2 separate regions of the Mus musculus genome follow, and region 1 is linked to region 2. The links are chromatin loops, found by intact Hi-C in ENCODE. Cell type or tissue: left cerebral cortex. All regions are shown on one strand. Each heading gives the region's core, and the rest is flanking DNA. Links, peaks and the distances in the headings are about the cores only. Region 1 holds the start of Cds2 (CDP-diacylglycerol synthase (phosphatidate cytidylyltransferase) 2). Region 2 has its middle 53 kb from the start of Gm46766.

Region 1 (7,055 bases), core at 695-5,694, 54 kb before region 2:
TCAAAAGTCTTAGAATGTGGGGCTGTGGATGTGGTTCAAGTTGCACATATACAGGAAGTCATGAGTCCTGTCCCCAGCACTGCATAAACCTAGAACTTAAGCACACACCTTTAATCCCAGTTCTCAGGAGGCAGAGGTAGGTGGACCTCTGAGTTTGAGGCCAGCCTGGTCTACAAAGTGAGTATCAGGACAGCCAAGGCTACACAGAAGAACTCTATCTCAAAATACTGACACCCCTCCCTTCAAACAAAACAACAAAACGCAACGACAACCACACAAACCTAGGATTTAGGATGATGAGGCTGGAGGTGTTAGTGGACAGCAGCAAGAGGGAGGGGCAGGAGAGAGTGAACATGATGAACCACTGGTCAGTGGCCTCCAACAAGCCTAGGCCTGTGAGTGATGTTAGGTAGGCAGCAACTCTTTACTGTTGACCATACCTAGCCTTCCTGATAGTTCTTTAATAAACTTATGATAAGGAATTGTTCACTGACAAATTATTCTTGTAAGAAGAGGTTCGGTATACCTATTTAGGGAATTTGGCAATTTTCACGCCACTTCATCGTGTGTGTGTGTGTGTGTGTGTGTGTGTGTGTGTGTGTGTGAGAATATCGAGATCAGGGTTGAGGTTAGATGATGTGTTCCTATAATGCCAGCATATGGGAGGCAGAGGCAGAGGCAGGAAGATTGCATGAGTTTGAGGCTTGCCTTCACTATAGAGTCTAGAGAACTTGTTGGGAAAGGAAGAAAGAAAGAGAGAGAAAGAAAGAAAGAAAGGAAGGAAGGAAGGAAGGAAGGAAGGAAGAAAACAGGAGGTGTTTAATTATGAAGTGACATTATTAAACCCAATAATAGTAACTGCCTCTTACACTGGGTTTGTAATCAGCCTGGATATTCTGGGAGACTGGAATCCCAAGTTCTATTAATGAACACAATATTTAAAAATTAAGGAATTAACCAGGAGGTGTAATGAAGGGAAAACGTAATAAAATACACCTGAGGGCTGGAGACAATTATCGTTCAGTGGTTAAGGGCACTTGTTGCTGATGCAGAGGACTCGGGGTTGATTCTCAGCACCCCCATGATTGCTCACAACCATCTGTAACTCCAGTTCCAGGGGAATCTAAAAACCTCTTCTGATTTTGACCTCTACAGGGATCAGGCACATATACTTGGAAGAATAATAAATCTAAGAAGAAATTTTATAATGAAAAATTTACAAGAAAGAAATTTACAAAATGCCTGAGTCCTGGAAGAAAAGATTCCAGAGAAAAAACTAAATATAATGAGCAGGAAACAAACAAACAACCCAAACCAACCAACCAATCAATGAGAACCAACCAACCAACCAACCAATGAGAACCAACCAATGAGAACCAACCAATGAGAACCAACCCCAAGGAACAGAGGAAGCACATGAAGGATGACAGGAACATTTTTTACTTTTCTTTCTGCTATTGAAGGCGAGGCATTAAAGTTGAAGTGCTATTAGCATGGTTTCTAGAATGTCCGGTTAATGGAGTCCTGCTCCCTACCACACTGATTTTAGGGATGCATTTGGTTTGCGCTCAGTTAGGTTTGATGATGCTAAGTGAGAACCTTGTTCAGGCCGAGTCGGAAGGCATTATCTCACTGAGTACACACCTCATCGAGTTTCATGACTCTGATTTATATCGATTGATTTCCAGGTCTTGGTTTATTTCTGTGTGTGGGTGTTTTGTCTCTATGTGCATCTGTGCACTATGTGTGTAGCTGGTGCCCTCAGAGGCTAGACGAGGAGGTTGAATCCCCTAGGACTGTAGTCTCAGACAGTTACGGGCTCCCATGTGTGGCTGAGAATTTAGCTCAGGTCCTCTGGAAGAACAGCCAGCTCTCCTAGTCACTGAGCCATCTCTCCAGTCCTGTATTATTTTTAAAGATAATATTTTATTTTATTTTTTGTATGCATGTGACTGTATGAGTTACGTGTACACGTGTACCATGTAATTGCAGACGATCCTAGAGGCCAGAGGAGGGACTTGAGTCCCTTGGAACCAGAATTATGGGCAGTTCGTCCTGTATGGGTGCTGAGAACCAAACCTCCTTCCTCTGCAAGAGCAATAAGTGCGCCTAACCATTGAACCATTTCTCTAGCCATGTATTCTGGTCTCAAACTTGCTCCAAGGAACTTGACGCCCTTAATTATCAGAAAATAGTCACATGATATTATCACCACCCTTCACCTCTATCCTTTTTCTTTTCCTTTCCTACATAGTGATAGGGTGTTGAAAGGGTGGAAGAAGAGGGTGGAGAAGGGTAGAAGAAAGAAAAAAGCCCACAAAGTAGCCAAAGTCTGGCTTCAAAAGGTATTTATTTCTAACAGAACAAAGCAAAAACCCAAACCCAACAAAACCAGCAAACACCAGTAGAGGAACAAGAGCACCCAAGCATTTGTGCAAAGCTGTTAAATAGCAAATAAAATGCAAAGACCAGAGGGCTGAAGTTTGTCTAAGTATTTTGCTGTTAATTTGAAACATCATAACAAGAATTTGAGAATGTAAGTCTTTTTCAGAACTCTTCCTATTTTCTGAAAACTCACAGCTCTGGTCAAAATCTCTAAAAGGAACCTGACCCTTGGTGTGGAAGACTTCTTTGAGATTGCAATCTGGCTAAGGACTGGGAGCCCTGTTTTGCATGAGAACAATGCTGGAACAGCACCCATAATACTGAATTCAGGCAGCATATGTGAACATTGGTTACAGCGTGGTAACAAACGTCTGAGTTCTAATTCTTACTCGTACCCTTGTAGCTGCTGGCTAAATGCTTAAACTAGGTCAGGAATAGAGGGAGGGGCTCCATAGGAAACATTCCTTTCAGCCCAAAGGTTTTCAAAGAATTAGATGTGGGTGTTAACTTACTCACAGAAGTTGTGGTTAACAAGAGCCAAACCTGAGGGTTTTTTTTTTTTTTTGAACGATTTATTTTTATACATGAGTACACTGTAGCTGACTTCTGATACACCAGAAGAGGGCGTAAGATCTCATTACGGGTGGTTGTGAGTCACCATGTGGTTGCTGGGATTTGAACTCAGGACCTTTGGAAGAGCAGTCAGTGTTCTTACCCACTGAACCATCTCGCTAGCCCATAGGTCCTGAGTTCTACCTTCAGCACAAAACAAGACAAAAACTTAAGACAAGCAATATCTTGGATGATGTTACTTGCAGATATCATATCCATTTCTAAGTGTTTTTTGTTGTGGTTGTTTGTTTTTTGATACAGGGTCTCAGTAGCAGTGGAACAGGTTACATAGATCAGATCCACTTGCCTTTGTCTCTGGAGTGCTGTGAACAAAAAAGGTGTGTGATTGGGACGAGACTATTTCTGAGTTCGGTGCTTAGACAGAATCAGTGCTCACTAAGTTACCAGCGACCATGGCTTGGCAAGGCAAAGTGAGCTGAAACAGGTTTCACCTCCTGCTATGATGTTCAGAGGTCCACCTGGTCTCTTCGTTTGGACTCCCAAGCTGAGAGCAGCAAGTCTAGGCCGCTACGAGGCGCTGTTGTCCCCCGGTAACAGGTTACCTTCTGGACCCAGCACTCGCGCGCGGGGACTTGCGGTAGGACGCAAGGACCCCATTGGTTCACTCTGCTCTTTTTCTCCCGCCCCCTCTAGGTTTTGTCCAATGAGTGTCTCGAACTCCGCTCACGCCCCCACCCCCGCCAGGCTGCCCCGCCTCCTGGCGTCTGGGGTTCCAGGCGGAGATGGCGGCAGTGCGCGTGCGCGCTGGCTCGCAGCTTCCCGGGAGGAGGAGCGAGCGGCCGCTGGGGAAACAGCGGCTCCGCTCTCCGGGCAAGGGCGGCGGCAGCGGTGCTGGGCGGGGCCGGGCTCGGGGCTAGTGGCGCTGCTGCAGGGGCTGTGCGAGGCACGGTGGGGCTGCGAGGTGCTCGGGCCCGCCGAGAGCCCGTGCTCACTGAGCCGACCCCCGCGGCCACCGTGCTGCTCACTCGGGGTGACGTCGCGCCGGGGTCCCCAGCATGACCGAACTACGGCAGAGGGTTGTCCGCGAGGACGCACCTCCGGAGGACAAGGTAGAGGCATCGTTAAGTGCGGAGGGGCGCGCCGGCAGCCTCGCCCTCTGACCTTTATCGCGGCCCTGGGTACCAGGCCTGGGTTGCGCAGAGGGTCGGCGGGTGTCTTTTGCTTGTGGGGACAGCGGTCTGCGGGCGCGGGGAGTAGCGCGTGAGCTCTGGAGGGTCTTCGCCTTCCCTAGGCCTTCCCGATGTGGACGCTGGACACCCCACAGACCTTGCTTGGGGCCCGGAGAGCGCGATGTAGGCTCACCGCTTGCTTTACAAGTATTGCTGTTGATTGGGGAATGGGGGAGGACTCAGGCCATAGCATTTGTCTCCTGGGAGATTAAAACCTTCTTTTGAACTTGATTAAAACATTAAATCTGTTGGTTCTATCAGAGAGGAGTCTTGATCCACTCCGTGAGAGGGCGGGTTAGTGAGCAGGTGTGTGCTCCCAATGGTGGGTTTGTTTACTGCGCCAAGTGTGGGCATTGATGGGGTAAAGGAGGAAGGTAAGGAGGAGGCCATTTTGGCAGGGACACAGCCAATGTGGGGGCGCTCCTTTGGTTGAAAGTGCGAGGTTTGTGTGAAGTTGAGAAAGGTGGAGGGTGGTTGTTTTACTGTGGACATTGAATGACGGACCGTATTTGTGGTTCGGATCAGTGAGTGATGAGTAGAACCGGCTGAGGTAGCCTGGACCAGAATGATGGAGACTGGTTAAGTCAGAGATTGTCAGCTTGTGACCTGCAGAAGCTCTCGTACGTAGGCCTGCGTGCTGATACGGAAATAAGGGTTCCGTTGAAGGTCTGTTTCTAGCCTGTCTTCAATAAAGGAGGAGGATATGCCGCGTTTCCCCTGATTAATAGTTGACAGAGTTTAGTATCTTTGTTTGCTTGTTCGAGACTGGGTTTCTCTTTGTAGCCCTGGCTGTCCTGGAACTTGATCTGTAGATCAGGCTGGCCTCCATCCCAGAGATCCTTCTGAGTGCTGGGACTAAAGGCACCCCACCCCCCAATGCTGTTTAAGGAAACAGCATCAAGCCTAAGCACCCACGTTTGACATCAGAACTTTTGTTTTAGATAGAATCTCTCTAGGAAGCCCTGCTAGCTAGTTTGGACCTCCTCCACCTCTGCCTATCCTGTGCTGTATAAAGGCACTAGCCCCCTAGCCAGCTTGTACCTTTTTACTGTGTTTGAATTGGTTAGAACATCAGGAAGGAAACAAGCGTAAGCCTTAGGGTCAGTATGCCAACAGTAATTTTACTAGGAAGAATAGTTCAGATGAAAGATAAAGGGTTTAAACAACTCTGTTACAGTTGTAGACAGTGGGTCATCAGAGGAGAACTCTCTTCCTTTGGAGAAGGTCTAGGGCTGAGGTCCAGATTTGAGGAGTACCTTGCAAAGACAATACTTAGAAATCGCTAATCTTCCCCGAGGATAGTGGATTGGCCCTGAAGAAAACTGTGTTCTGAATATTCTTTGGTGGGTTTGAATGCCACCTTGTCTAATTAAGGGTGACTTGAAGGTGTGAGAAGGGGGAGAAGAAAGAAAGAAGGTCTAGCTGGGTCATGCCTGTGGTCCCAGCAGAGGCAGTGGCAGGTGGATCTCTGAATCCTCTAAACCCAGCCTGGTCTACAGAGCAAGTTCCGGGACAGCCAGGGCTACGTAGAGAAACCCAGTCTCAAACAAAACCAACCAACCAGTCGAAGTCTGATAGCTGTTGGAATACATCTTCACACAGGTATTTACTGTAACAATTAGACAAGACAAAACAACTGTGATATTAGTAGGGGCGAGGCAGCTTTTACTCTCCCCACCCAGCTCTTTGGCTCCATTCCCCAAACGTAAAGTGTCAGTTGACTCTTAACATTCACTTCCATATTTTAGGTTGAGGAGCTGTCCAGCCTTAGTAATTACAAGTGCATTTAAACCACGTGTACAGTGAAAGAACCTTGTGGTTGGTTGTGAGGTCTGCTAGGCGTATGCTCCCTAAAACATAACAGTTACGCATTCTGCTTAAAAGATTGTTGTAGGCAATCGGCCCACGCCGAGTAGTGATTACTTACTGTTTCTGAATTGTCGTGCATAGGATTTTTAATAGCATAAATACAAATATTAAAAAATAAGTATTTTTTTAATAAATGAAAAAAATTTAATTTTCTTTCTTTCTTTCTTTCTCTCTTTCTTTCTTTCTTTCTTTCTTTTTTTTTTTTGTTGTTGTTATTTTGAGACAGGGTTTCTCTGTATAGCCCTGGCTGTCCTGGAACTCACTTTGTAGACCAGGGTGGCCTCGAACTCAGAAATCCGCCTGCCTCTGCCTCCCAAGTGCTGGGATTAAAGGCATGTGCCACCACCGCCCGAAAAAATTTTTAAAAGTTATTTAAAAATTAAAAAAAATGTGCTTAGGAAACAGTGAAATGCCTTTTTTTTTTTTGATGAATATATGTAGCAAAAATTTTAAAATCTGAATTCTTTTTTTTTTTTTTTTTTTCCCTTTTTTTTTGAGACAGGGTTTCTCTGTGTAGTCCTGGCTGTCCTGGAACTCACTTTGTAGACCAGGCTGGCCTCGAACTCAGAAATCCACCTGCCCCTGCCTCCCAAGTGCTGGGATTAAAGGCGTGTGCTACCATGCTCAGCTATAAAATCTTTATTCTTTAGAAAGAGGTTTGCTGTAATTTATATTTGCATGTGTATGTGCATGTGTATATGCATGCCCTCGGAGGCCAGAAGAAGGCATTGGATCTGCTGGAGTTCCTCTTTTGGGTGCTTGTGAGCTGCCTGATATGCATACTGGGAACTGACCTCTGCTTCTGTGCAAGAGCAGCAAGCCCTCTCAGCTGTGGACCCAGCTCACCACCCAATTCTTGTGTATTGTTTACTAGGCTGGAGGAAGACTTACTGCCACAATTCTGATTTGCTAATACTGTTGTGTCACAATCCAAGGGCTCAGAGGTGAGGAAGCATACATGACTTTTAGAGAAATGAATTGTGAAATTTGAACTCCGTT
Region 2 (7,055 bases), core at 661-5,660:
GCTCTGTGGATGCCAGGTGCTCTCCCAGGGAGAAAGAGGGGAGCCACAGGACAGAGAGGGGGAATAGGACAGAGAGAGAGCATAAGAAGAGAGGGGGGCATAGGATGCAGAGGGGGCATAGGACAGAGGGACATAGGAGGCAGAGGGGTCATAGGACAGTGAGGGGGGCATAGGACAGAGGGACATAGGATGCAGAGGGGTCATAGGACAGTGAGGGGGGCATAGGACAGAGGCGGGCATAGGATAAAGAGGGGGTATAGGACAGAGGGGCGTAAGACCGAGAGGGGGTCGATAGGACAGAGAGGGGGCGTTGGACGGAGAGGGGGCCATAGGACAGAGGGGGCCATAGGACAGGGGGCATAGGACAGAGAGGGGTCCATAGGACAGAGGAGCATAAGATGGGAGGGGAGGCATAGGACAGAGGGGGCCATAGGACAGGGGGCATAGGACAGAGAGGGGTCCATAGGACAGGAGCATAAGATGGGAGGGGAGGCATAGGATAGAGGGGGCCATAGGACAGGGGGCATAGGACAGAGAGGGGGCCATAGGACAGAGGGGGGTCATAGAACAGAGGGGATGGCATAGGGCAGAGAGGGGTTCTCTTGGCACAAGCACAGGAAAGCAGATGGTGTCTGAAAAAGCATTAAGGTTAAGTGTGGTGCTTGCTGGTAGTCAAGACACCTGGGGGGGGGGGTGAGGAGCAGAGGATGATGAGTCTGAGGTGGTTCCTGGCTGAGTGGGACACCCTGTCTCTAAAGGTCATGGAATGTTAAACATCCAGTTTCCTATAGAAATGTTTCAGGCTGGCGAGATGGCTCAGCAGGTGAGAGCACTGACTGCTCTTCCAAAGGTCCTGAGTTCAATTCCCAGCAACCACACGGTGGCTCACAACCATCCGTAATGAGATCTGATGCCCTCTTCTGGTGCGTCTGAGGACAGCAACAATATACTTGGATATAATAATAAATAAATCTTAAAAAAGAAAAAGAATGTTTCTTTTGTACTTTTTCTGCTTCATTACCAGGCTGCATCGGAGCCTTGATTGGGGGCTCTCCTCTCAGAGGCCGCCCCACAGTTCCTGGAGAGGTCATTTGGACGTGGACGCCTTTTTTCTGGAAAGCTGTCCTCTCCCTTTCCTTCCTAACACTGCCACCATCTTTAGTTCATTCATAATTTTGTGTTGTTCTAAAACTTTTTTTAATCATACAGATTTCTTTAAAGTCACAGACTATACAAATTGGTCCTACTAAGCTTAAGGCAGAGTGTCTTCAGATGGCGTATATCCAGCACTTAGACGCTTCCACAGAAGGTGTTTATTTTTCCATTTAAAGATCTATTATTAGCTTGTTTACAAGTAATGTCAAGGGTTTGAGGTTGGGTCTTTTTATGTCATCGACACTAAAGGTTTTGTTTAAATATTAAATCTTGCCCAATTATTTAAGTAGAAAGAGGGGGAAAAAAAAACCATGAATGGCTGTCAAGGAATCACTCACCCCACAGGTGCAGACCTTTCACAGTGTGACAAAGGGAGGGACTTCAGCATGTCTGTGTGCTGCCTGTCAAATGGTCACCTGTACTCAGCACAAGCTGTCTGTCTATCTAGCTACCTGCCCATCTGATTTATCTGTATCAGTCACTTTTCTGTTTGTTATGATAAGACACCATGAGAACAGCAACTTGTAGATGAAGAATTCATTTGGGCTTACAGTTGCAGAGGGGTAAGAAAGAGTCCAGGATGGAGGGGCGGCAGCAGGCGGCAGCCATGGTGGCTGGAGCAGAAGCTAATGGCTCACAAGCACAAGGCAGAGACAGGGAATTGGTAATGGTGTGTGGCTTTGAAACCTTTTAGCCCACCGTAGTGACAGACTTCCTCCACTAGGGCCACACCTAAACCGTACTAACCGGGGACCGAGTGTTCAAACATCCGAGTCCATGGTGGGTGGTTCTCATTCAGATCACCACACTGTCCGTCATCTAGTATGTATGTATGTATGTATGTATGTATGTAAGCATGTATGTATCCACCCAACTACATATCAGTTATTTATCTACCTACTTACCTATCATCTACCTATCCACCTACCTATCATCTATTTATCTATCTATTGTCCGACCTATCTATCTAATTATTATTTATCTATGTACGTGCCTACTTAACCTACCTATCATCTGTGTACCCTCTTACCTATCATACATTATCCATCTGCCTGCCTGCCTGCCTACGTTCTTACCTAAAAAGGTATCTGATTCTCCAAAGTAAGAAGACACCCAGAAAGCCAAGTAGAGAGAACCAGAGGGACCTGCTGGGGTGAGAAGTCGGGTTACACGATTGAATTTGGTTAGTGGATAGATGAGTGTTTATAGCAATAAAAGAAGTGTTTTGTTTTGTATGGAGTCCTCGATACACAGAAGAATTCTTGAGAAGTGGCCACCTTTAATCCTGACTATTTGTAAAGGAGAATGGCCTGGGGGTACATGCCAGGTCGTCTATCTCTGAGCTACATTCTCATTTCCTATACGATTTTTATACACATGTACAATTTTATAATATGTGCAATTTTGAGAGGCCCTGTAGTAGATTGGAGAACAAGAAATGCCTCCCTTCTGCCTCTGCCTGCCCCATCTTCCATTTGATGGAAATGCTGTCCCTGGTCTCTGCAGTTTGAGAGGCCTGAGTAAAACTCAGTTCCTATATGCATGCATGAGTGTTACAGCAATTAATGAAAAAAAAAAAAAGACCACACATTTGAAAGAGAGCAAGAGGTGGTATACGGGAGGGTTTGGAGTGAGAAAAGGGAAGGGGAAATGATGTGAGTATCTAAAAAAAACCATAACAGTAATAACAATAAACTCCAAACCAGCCAACCAAATCAAAACTGCAGTACTCTTTGCAGTCAGGCAGTGCTGCCAAAAGCCCAGGAGAGGGCAGCAGTGAACCAGGAGTCAGGCTCAAGCGCTCCAGCTCAGGACACAGTTGAGTAAGATCCAGGCCCAACCTCACTGTTTTCTTCTGCGTTGATGAGACTGCTCAACCACTTAGCCTCCTCTGCATGAAGCAGAGGTAGCTGAGAAAATATGCAAAGCCCTGCTCCAGTTGCTAGCAGCCGATAGTCACTGGCCAGAAGCTTCTGTTTGTCATGGGATCAGCGTGGTCTGAGGAGTGAATGCCTTTCTATGCAAAAGAAAGAACTGGCCTCAGTATTCCAGGGAAATTGGTGCTGTATTGCAACTGTTTGCACCCAGAAGGAATGTTTTGTCTCGGGAACAGAGAGGAGGGCAGGCTATAACTACCAGAGCTGACTTAGCTCAGGCAGCCTAGGGCGCATTAGGATGCCACCTGAACATCTCATGGCCTTGTTCCGATTCCCAGCCAGTGCTGGGCCTCCCTCACAGATCTCCTTGCACACCTGTAGAGGTGGAATGGCTTGTCCTTTCTGTTTCAGTTGGGGGATTGCTGACTGGCTGTGTGGCACTGGGCAGGTTACTAGCCCTGTCTGTGCTACCCCTTCTTCAGTGTAAAATGAGTAATGCAGTGTCTACCTGCATTAGTTATATTTCCTCATGGTATAATGCAGAGGCTCTCAACCTCCCTACTGCTGTGACCCTGTAATACAGTTCCTCATTGTGGTGGTTTGAAGAGGTTTGGATCCATAGATTCATGTGTTTCAATATTTGGCCAAGAGATTGGCACTATTAAGAGGTATGGCCTTGGGCTGGAGAGATGGCTCAGCGGTTAAGAGCACTGACTGTTCTTCCAGAGGTCCTGAATTCAATTCCCAGCAACTACATGGTGGCTCACAACCATCTGTAAAGGGATCTGATGCCCTCTTCTGGTGTGTCTAAAGATGGCTACAGTTTATTCGTCATATATATATATATATATATATATATATATATATAAAATAAAAATTAAAAAAAAGAGAGGTATGGCCTTAGCCAGGCAGTGGTGGCACACGACTTTAATCCTAGCACTTAGGAGGCAAAGGCAGGCAGATTTCTGAGTTCAAGACCAGCCTGGTCTACAGAGTGAGTTCCAGGACAGCCAGGGTTTATACAGAGAAATCTGTCTCAAAAAAAAAAAAAAAAAAAAAAAAAAGGTGTGGCCTTGTTGGAGTGGGTGTGGCCTTGCTGGTGGAAGTGTGTCACAGTATAGACAGTCTTTGAGGTCTCATAAATAAGTTCAAGCTACACCCAGTGCACAACAGAGTCTCCCCTGGCTGCCTGAGGAAGACAGTCTCTTCTACTGCCTTCTGATGAAGATGTAGAACTCTCAGCTCCTCCAGCACCAAGTTTGCCTGCATGCTGCCATGCTTCCTACCATGATGATAGTGAACTAAACTTCTGAGACTGTAAGCCAGCCCCAGTTAAATGTTTGCTTTTGTCTAACTAAGGAAGTGAAAGATCTGTATGACAAGAACTTCATGTCTCTGAAGAAAGAAATTAAAGAAGATCTCAGAAGATGGAAAGATCTCCATGCTCATGGATCGGCAGGATCAATATAGTAAAAATGGCTATCTTGCCAAAAGCAATCTACAGATTCAATGCAATCCCCATCAAAATTCCAACTCAATTCTTCAACGAATTAGAAAGGGCAATCGGCAGATTCATCTGGAATAACAAAAAACCTAGGATAGCAAAAACTCTTCTCAAGGATAAAAGAACCTCTGGTGGAATCACCATGCCCGACCTAAAACTGTACTACAGAGCAATTGTGATAAAAACTGCATGGTACTGGTATAGCGACAGACAAGTAGACCAATGGAACAGAATTGAAGACCCAGAGATGAACCCACACACCTATGGTCACTTGATCTTTGACAAGGGAGCTAAAACCATCCAGTGGAAAAAAGACAGCATTTTCAACAAATGGTGCTGGCACAACTGGCTGTTATCATGTAGAAGATTGCGAATTGATCCATTCCTATCTCCTTGTACTAAGGTCAAATCTAAGTGGATTAAGGAACTCCACATAAAACCAGAGAAACTGAAATTTATAGAGGAGAAAGTAGGGAAAAGCCTCGAAGATATGGGTACAGGGGAAAAATTCCTGAATAGAACAGCAATGGCTTGTGCTGTAAGATCGAGAATCGATAAATGGGACCTCATAAAATTGCAAAGCTTCTGCAAGGCAAAAGACACCGTCAATAAGATAAAAAGACCACCAACAGATTGGGAAAGGATCTTTACCTATCCCAAATCGGACAGGGGACTAATATCCAATATATATAAAGAACTCAAGAAGGTAGACTCCATAAAATCAAATAACCCCATTAAAAATGGGGCTCAGAACTGAAAAAGGTTTCTCACCTGAGGAATACCGAATGGCAGAGAAGCACCTGAAAAAATGTTCAACATCCTTAGTCATCAGGGAAATGCAAATCAAAACAACCCTGAGATTCCACCTCACACCAGTCAGAATGGCTAAGATGAAAAATTCAGGTGACAGCAGATGCTGGCGAGGATGTGGAGAAAGAGGAACACTCCTCCATTGTTGGTGGGATTGCAAGCTTGTACAACCACTCTGGAAATCAGTCTGGTGGTTCCTCAGAAAATTGGACATAGTACTACTGGAAGATCCAGCAATACCTCTTCTGGGCATATATCCAGAAGATGCCCCAACCGGTAAGAAGGACACATGCTCCAGTATGTTCATAGCAGCCTTATTTATAATAGCCAGAAGCTGGAAAGAACCCAGATGCCCCTCAACAGAGGAATGGATACAGAAAATGTGGTACATTTACACAATGGAGTACTACTCAGCTATTTAAAAGAATGAATTTATGAAATTCCTAGGCAAATGGATGGACCTGGAGGGCATCATCCTGAGTGAGGTAACCCAATCACAAAGGAACTCTCACAATATGTACTCACTGATAAGTGGATATTAGCCCAGAAACTTAGGATACCCAAGATATAAGATACAATTTGCTAAACACATTAAACTCAAGAGAACGAAGACCAAAGTGTGGACACTTTGCCCCTTCTTAGAATAGGAAACAAAACACCCATGGAAGGAGTTACAGAGACAAAATTTGGAAGTGTGACGAAAGGATGGACCATCTAATGATTGCCATATCCAGAGATCCATCCCATGATCAGCTTCCAAACGCTGACACCATTGCATACACTAGCAAGATTTTGCTGAAAGGACCCAGATATAGCTGTCTCTTGTGAGACTATGCCGGGGCCTAGCAAACACAGAAGTGGATGCTCACAGTCAGCTATTGAATGGACCACAGGGCCCCCAATGGAGGAACTAGAGAAAGCACCCAAGGAACTAAAGGGAACTGCAACCCTATAGGTGGAACAACAATATGAACTAAGCAGTACCCTGGAGCTCTTGTCTCTAGCTGCATATGTATCAAAAGATGGCCTAGTTGGCCATCACTGCAAAGAGAGGCCCATTGGACTTGCAAACTTTATATGCCCCAGTACAGGGGAACGCCAGGGCCAAAAAGGGGGAGAGGGTGGGTAGGGGAGTGGGGGTGGGTGGGTATGGGGGACTTTTGGTATAGCATTGGAAATGTAAATGAGCTGAATACCTAATAAAAAATGAAAAAAAAAAAAAGAGTTGCCTTGGTCATGGTGTCTCTTCTCAGCAATAGAAACCCTCAGACACTCATGCTGTGGTGACCCCCAACAAGAAAATTACTTCACTGGTACTTCATAACTGTCATTTTTGCTACTGTTATAAATCATAATGTCAGTATCTGATATACAGGGACTAAGGGGGTCGCGACCCACAGGTTGAGAACCACTGGATAGTGAGCACTCAGGTGCTCATGTGTGTTACTTACATCTCCTGTTGCTGTGACCAAATACCCCACAAAGGCGGTGTAAGGAAGGAGGGGTTTATTTGGGTTCATAGCTTTAAGGGATCCATCCCTGGTACGGAAGACATGGCAGCCACAGTATAGCCATTTGCTCTCTGATGTGACAAGACAGGAGGCAGCAGTACCTCATGTCTTGTTAGGTCAGGAGGCAGAGACTGGGACCAGAAGTAGGTGTGGGACATAACCCTCAAAGGCCCATTCCCATGCCCAGCATGGACAGAC

What was found. Peaks named below come from ENCODE experiments on the same cell type or tissue, not always from the same donor. Only the 100,000 strongest peaks of a DNase experiment are listed, where the experiment ranks them.
Region 1: it touches region 2 in a loop (4-fold over the local background); 15 of 42 quality-filtered maps call a loop at or near these places.

The regions. Positions count from the first base shown.
Region 1 is chr2:132,259,431-132,266,485 of GRCm38, forward strand. Cds2 (CDP-diacylglycerol synthase (phosphatidate cytidylyltransferase) 2) reads left to right here and starts at 3,718. Exons shown (of 13, transcript NM_138651.7): 1 at 3,718-4,067. The coding sequence starts at 4,014. Gm46766 (a long non-coding RNA gene) reads left to right here and starts at 4,074. Exons shown (of 2, transcript XR_001783482.2): 1 at 4,074-4,310; 2 at 6,931-7,055. In left cerebral cortex, for the core only: a CTCF peak has its summit at 3,532; DNase peaks (open chromatin) are centred at 3,662, 4,525 and 5,024; H3K4me3 peaks cover 2,234 bases; H3K27ac peaks cover 1,370 bases.
Region 2 is chr2:132,313,276-132,320,330 of GRCm38, forward strand. No RefSeq gene overlaps it. Among named protein-coding and RNA genes, the nearest start is that of Gm46766, 53 kb to the left of the region's middle. In left cerebral cortex, for the core only: CTCF peaks have their summits at 953 (motif pointing left) and 2,910 (motif pointing right); a DNase peak (open chromatin) is centred at 2,945.